2 separate regions of the Homo sapiens genome follow, and region 2 is linked to region 1. The links are chromatin contacts, found by Hi-C or POLR2A ChIA-PET in ENCODE. All regions are on one chromosome and are shown on one strand. Each heading gives the region's core, a stretch centred on a gene start or an enhancer-like site at or near the end of the contact. The rest is flanking DNA. Distances are from core to core; before and after follow the strand shown. Region 1 overlaps HHAT (hedgehog acyltransferase). Region 2 has its middle 18 kb from the start of SERTAD4-AS1.

Region 1 (2,762 bases), core at 22-2,521:
TCAATAGCAGCTGCTACTGAAATATATATGTATTATATATATACATACATATGTATATATAATCTCCCCAAACAGAAAAATACAACCCACCCATCCCACAGTCTGAACAACTGCATCCCATTTCCTGGGAGCAAAGGCCAGCAGGCCCACGTAAAAGGAATTTCATCCCTCCTTAGACATGCACTGATGGAGGTAGAAGGGGCTGATTCCAGGAAAACCATTAGCACATGAGATTTCTATTCAGTGGATAGATTTGGGACTGTCCTGGAAAAGAACCCTGCTCCCTGCAGCCTTCCAGAGGTTGGTTAACTCATCTCACTCAGCACCATGGGTCAGGCTTCTCAGCCCTTTGCATTACCTGCGCCTGATGAGCTCAGCCTGTCAGTCAATTGCTAATGATGTGGGTTCTCCCGTCAGAGGCACAGTGAGAACCCGGCTCTGTGGTTAGCAACAGCACCCACCCTCAACCCTACACCAGGCCAGTCTTCTCAAAAAGTTCACACGGGGGTATTTTTTGGTTCTGAGGGCAGAGAACACAATGTCTCAGGTGGTAGTGAGGCCACAGTTGGCGTTCATGAAAGGAGGCAACTGTCTGACCCGTGACATCCAATCCAATCATAACAAATGCACAGCCAAAGCTGAAAGCCATGATTCAGCCTTCCCTCCAGGGGCACTGGCTCCTGATGAAGTCTCACCAAAACCCAAAGAGAGAGCCTTATCCAGGGAAAGGGTGTTTAACTGAGCCAAGGAACTCAGTGGAAAGTTTTATTTCTTACCATGGCAAAAAAAAAAAAAAAAAAAAAAAAAAAAAAAAAAAGATAGATCATGCTTTTGAAAATAAAAATAACCTGTCACCTCTCCATGGGAGGAGGTGGAATGAGCCAAGGAAGAGACGAGATTAGATAGTAGATAAAGGAGGAGGCTAGAATCCTTCAGGGCTTAAGGCTACAACAGCAAGAATTGCTAAAGCCTGTCCCTGCATAGTGTTGCCTATAGTTTAGGATGCCTCAGAGAATGGGGAGAAAAAAGGACAACTGCAGCCTAAATCTTCCACTCTGAGTAAGTACCAAAAACAACTACCCGAATTAAGGCCATCTGGAACACTTAGTCCAGGTGGTGAAAGCAGAGAGCTAATGAGGCCAACGCTGTGGTTCATACTTATGTAAGGGCCAAGCAAACTCAGACAAAGAAAGCACTGTGCCCCAGCCACAGGCAGAACCCGGCCCACCAGCTGTCTCACAAATCAAACCCGTGGTCACCCAGAGGATGAGAGAGGCACATACAGAGGGAGATGACTCAGTGCTCACTCTGCCTCATTCCAAGAAAAATGCAAAGGAATACCTCCTACTGATATTGGATAAGATGTGCTCTGCAGAGAAGAAGCCTAGTCCACCTGTCCACCCCTGCCTGGTAACAAGATGCAGAAAGGTGAAATAAGTAAACTCCATTTCCTTCAAGCCACAGCTCAAAAGCCACCTTCTCGGAGGCCTGCTCTGAGACCAGAACGGCAGGTGAGACCTACACCTTCTCCCATAGTAACGTGCCCAGCCAACAACATCAGGTACAGAAGAGTGAGCAGTATTTGCTTTCCTAACTTCCCACTCAACTGTGACTCCCCAAGGGAAGGGGCTGTGTTTCTCAATCCTTTCCCCCAGGACCCAAGACAAGCTTGAAAAGACCATCAGTATGGGAACATTGGTATGGATGCTAGACATGGCCTATGCCCTTGAGGATTTTGGAATCTCAAGACCGTCACCTCCATTCTTGAACACCATAAACTGCTCCCAGGAGCAAATGCCAGCAGATGACAGCAGCAGACACCATCTATTGGGCTGTCCTCATGTGCAAGCATAACTCTGAAAAACATTTGATTATCAGACCCTCTCCACAACTCCACGAAGCCAGCAGTGCCATCCTGCTTGCACAACTGTGGAAGCAGCCTTAGAGATATTCAGGAACTTGTTTAAGGTTACACAGCTTGAGAGTGGCCAATGCAGGGATTGACCCTAGTGCTCTCAACCACACCAAATACTGCCTCCCACGAGAGGAGAAGCAAGAACTCAAAGGTACAAGCAAATAAAATGAAGGGACATCTATATCCTAATATAGCTAGATTTCTGCCAATGTCAGGTGCGAAACAGGAGCTGAACGTGGAGGAGGTTTGGAAAGAGGGAGGGGCATCTAATCAGGAACAGGTTATTAATATCAGTCATGCATTCTCAACAAGGGTTGTATCTCCTATAAACGAGGTGGGGTGGGGCAGATTTTGTAGGCTAGACCTAAGGATAGAATGGAAATTAAAATTAGTAATGACTGGGCATGGTGGCTCACGCCTGTTATCCCAGCACTTTGTAAAGCAGAGGTGGGAGGATCGCTTGAAGCTAGGAGTTTGAGACCAGCAAGACTCTATCTCTATTATTTTTTTAATAATTTAACATTTGTAGAAGATTAGTACTATATTTTATCTAAGTTTTAGGTTACTTGTCAGTTATCAGGGGCTAGAAAACCTTACTCCTTATGCATAAAGCACAGACATACGCACAGTACATGAAGAGATATAAACAGGATATCTGTAGTATTAAAATTTCACAGAGGAGAGATGATCAGGGAAAAAAATTATCTAGAAAGGTGCCCTGGGGACAATACTGAAAAAAATTTAAGAAACACTGATCTACAGGAAGCAAACAAGGAGGAACAAGAACAAGGGTGAGAGGCAAAGGAGACCCATCAGAGGAGGCCATGTGGGTCCTGATGTGTATGGC
Region 2 (2,803 bases), core at 175-2,674, 140 kb after region 1:
CGGCTTGTGCTGTCACATTTCCTTCCTGTAGGGAGGGGGTGGGGAGCTGGAGCCTGGAAGGGCCGGGACGGGGAGGGAGACTACCCAGGTGGAAGGCGGTGCAGAAGGTTGCTGGAGAGAAGACGCCCCGGGCAATTTCTAGTGACGTCGTCTAGGCCGTATCTACCTTCTGGGGTCAGGAGTCTTGCTACACCCTAACCCCGCCTCCTCCAGAGTCCTCCCAGGGTTTTTCCAGGGACCTGGTCAGCTTGAGGTCTTGGCAGCACTTGAAAAGCAGCGGTGGTTTTTGATTTAGTTGTTTAATTTTTATTTTTAAATATTACAGTGGAAAGAACGTGGACTTTGGAGTCCCATAGCCCTGGACTCCAATTCGGTGGGTCGAATACCTAGCTTTGTGACCCTTTGTGACACTCAACTGAGCTTCGTTTCACGACAGCTTTTTTCCCATGGGGCTGCTGTAAGGCTTAGATGCAATAATGGAGGTGAGGTTGCCCAGTCGGTAGCCTAAGACCCAGCGCTAGTGTCGGGGGAATGTGCACTTGACCTCAACCAGTGAAGGCGAAGGATAAGCTTCCAGGCCCTAAACCCGAGGCCAAGCCGGCCCCGGTCTCCTTGGCGCTCGCTGGCGTCCAGGGTCGGCAGCAGGGCTGGGGACAGTGGGAGTGGGTACTCGGCGGTTCCCAACCACGCCGCATGTCGGAATCCACGCGGACGTCTGAAGAAACATCCGCTGGGGGCCTCAGCAGAGTCCAATTCATCGCGAGCCTCTGGGGTAGGGCTCAGGCCTGAGGGTTTTGTAAAAGCTCCCGAAGGGGGCTCCGAGGTGCAATCAGGATTGAGAACTGGTGATTGAAGAACCACCGCGGTCTCCGGAAAGAAATAAACAAAGAGGCCTTCCTGGGGCGGAAGGGAAGAGGGCTGGCGGGTCCCCACCCGTGTGCAGGTGACCCCTTCACACCCGCATTCCCACGCCCAGGGACACGGTTACACGCACGCTTGGACACACGGGCACCCACACTCACCCGAACACACACACCCACGCCCATTCACGCTGTCCCGGACACACCCACACCCACTGCATTCTCCGGGCGAGTCCTGCGGCCGGAACCCAGACAGAGCGCGCCCGCTGGGGGCCGGGCCCCGCTGCTCCGAGGGTCTCAGGCCAGGAGGCCCGAGCGCGCCACAGCCGCTGACAGCGCGGCTCCTCCGAGCCCGGGGCGCTCGGCAGAGCCCCCGCCGGGCCGCGCCGCGCTCGCTCCGGCTCTTTGTTATGCTAATTCCCCTTCCCAGCTGGTGCCAGCTGCCTGCACAATGAGCGCCCGGAGCCCTTGCCAGCCCTCGCCAGCCAGGGAGTGGGGGCGGGGCGGGGGGGGGCCACCTCACACTGCGGCTGCCCTCCTCACCACCCCCTCGCCGTCCCAGCACAGCGCAGTCTGGCCGGGTGCTGAGCAGCCCAATAAGCAGCCTTTCCCCCGTCCTCCCCTCCCCCATGCTTGCAGGGCCGCGCCCCCCGGGGCCTGCAGGGCATCCTCTGATTCATTCCAGTCGCTAGGGCTGCCCGCCCTCCAGGTGCCAGGGCTTGATGATGAAAAGTAAAAGGCTCCTCCGCGGCTCGAGAGCCGTGAGGATGAAAGAGAAGCAGCCGCCTCCCAGACCACACAGCTAATCCTCCCATAAACCTCGAGCAAATAAGGGGAGAGGAAGAACAGGCCGGCTACAGATGTGGAGTGCAGCCTCCGGGGATCCCCAAATTAAAACTCGTGCAGGGGAAGCCCTTGGACCACAACCAAATGACACTAATTGGGTTATGGGACCATAATCTTGGCTGGTATTTAAAAAAAAAAAAAAAACAGTTATAGTCACAGCTGCAAGAACTGTCTTCATAAAAAGAAGGGGGAAAGTCCGCTATTTTATTACGCATAAGAATGAGAGAGAAGAGGGTTCACGGATCTCCTGCCTGCATGGTGCAGACAGGCTGGTTGCTTGAAGGCGAGGACAGTCTTGTGCCAGGGGGAGCCGCGTTGTGCCTGGCTGGCTCCGGGTGTGTGGAGCTAATCGGCTAAAGGAGGCGGGGGCAGGAGCACTCCAGGGGGAGGGGCAGAGGAACTGCAGTGAGAATGGGGAAGCATGGCCTATCCGGAGGAATGTATATTACAGAAGACAATAGATTAGCCGCCATATGCAGAAAACAATCATTTGGGACAGGAAAACTCAGAGATGTGTTCTTAAAGAAAGATCCAGAAGCAGTTTCTCAGTTTCACTGGGAGGGAAAAAAGGCATTCTGGGGAAGGGAAGGAAAGGAAAGGGTGACATGCAGAAAACTCAAGTGAACATCTTCAGAAAGATCCCTGATTGTTAGAATCAGGAATTGTTAGAATCAGAAGAGAAGGTTAGAAGGGAACAATCTTTTAGAGGCCCTTTGAATCCAGCCTCATCATTTGACAGATGGAAAATCAAGATCCAGAGAAGTGAAGGAGCTTGTTCATGGTTAGACAGCTAGTGAGTGGCAAACCTGGGCAAGACTCTGTTTCCTAACTCCTAATCTAGTTCTCACCACTAAGTTGGTTATAATCTTGTGGTTAAGAAACAGCAGTCATTTGACCAGAAATCAATACAATAGATTGACTCTAAGCAAATAAATGAAGAGTTATGATTTGTTCTTTTTCTTCTTCTTTCTTTCTTTTTGCTTTCTTCTTCTTTTATTTATTTATTTATTTTTTGGACAGATTCTTGCTCTTTGCTCTGTCACCCAGGCTATAGTGCAGTGGCGCAATCTCAGCTCACTGCAACCTCTGCTTCTGGG

Evidence for each region. A loop is a pair of places that touch in the nucleus more often than their neighbours do. ChIA-PET counts read pairs that join two places held with the same protein, here RNA polymerase II (POLR2A). Pooled maps may share reads with other maps.
Region 2: a pooled map shows a loop between it and region 1 (2.8-fold over the local background). The contact joins two enhancer-like sites. A Hi-C loop is called at or near these places in 1 of 168 maps with a recorded cell type or tissue (mammary epithelial cell), 3 of 37 single-sample maps with no recorded cell type and 9 of 50 pooled maps. POLR2A ChIA-PET finds 5 or more read pairs at or near these places in 3 of 52 experiments (BJ, Caco-2 and activated CD4-positive, alpha-beta T cell).

Annotation. Positions count from the first base shown.
Region 1 is chr1:210,392,285-210,395,046 of GRCh38, reverse strand. The region is part of intron 4 of HHAT (hedgehog acyltransferase); the gene reads right to left. Among named protein-coding and RNA genes, the nearest start is that of HHAT, 65 kb to the right of the region's middle. RefSeq lists an enhancer at 1,048-1,342. Within about 2 kb of position 1,271, at least 8 of the 41 ENCODE cell types and tissues checked have a DNase peak (open chromatin) inside an H3K27ac peak, as active enhancers do.
Region 2 is chr1:210,250,077-210,252,879 of GRCh38, reverse strand. No RefSeq gene overlaps it. Among named protein-coding and RNA genes, the nearest start is that of SERTAD4-AS1, 18 kb to the right of the region's middle. RefSeq lists enhancers at 1-401, 957-1,512. Within about 2 kb of position 1,424, at least 11 of the 41 ENCODE cell types and tissues checked have a DNase peak (open chromatin) inside an H3K27ac peak, as active enhancers do.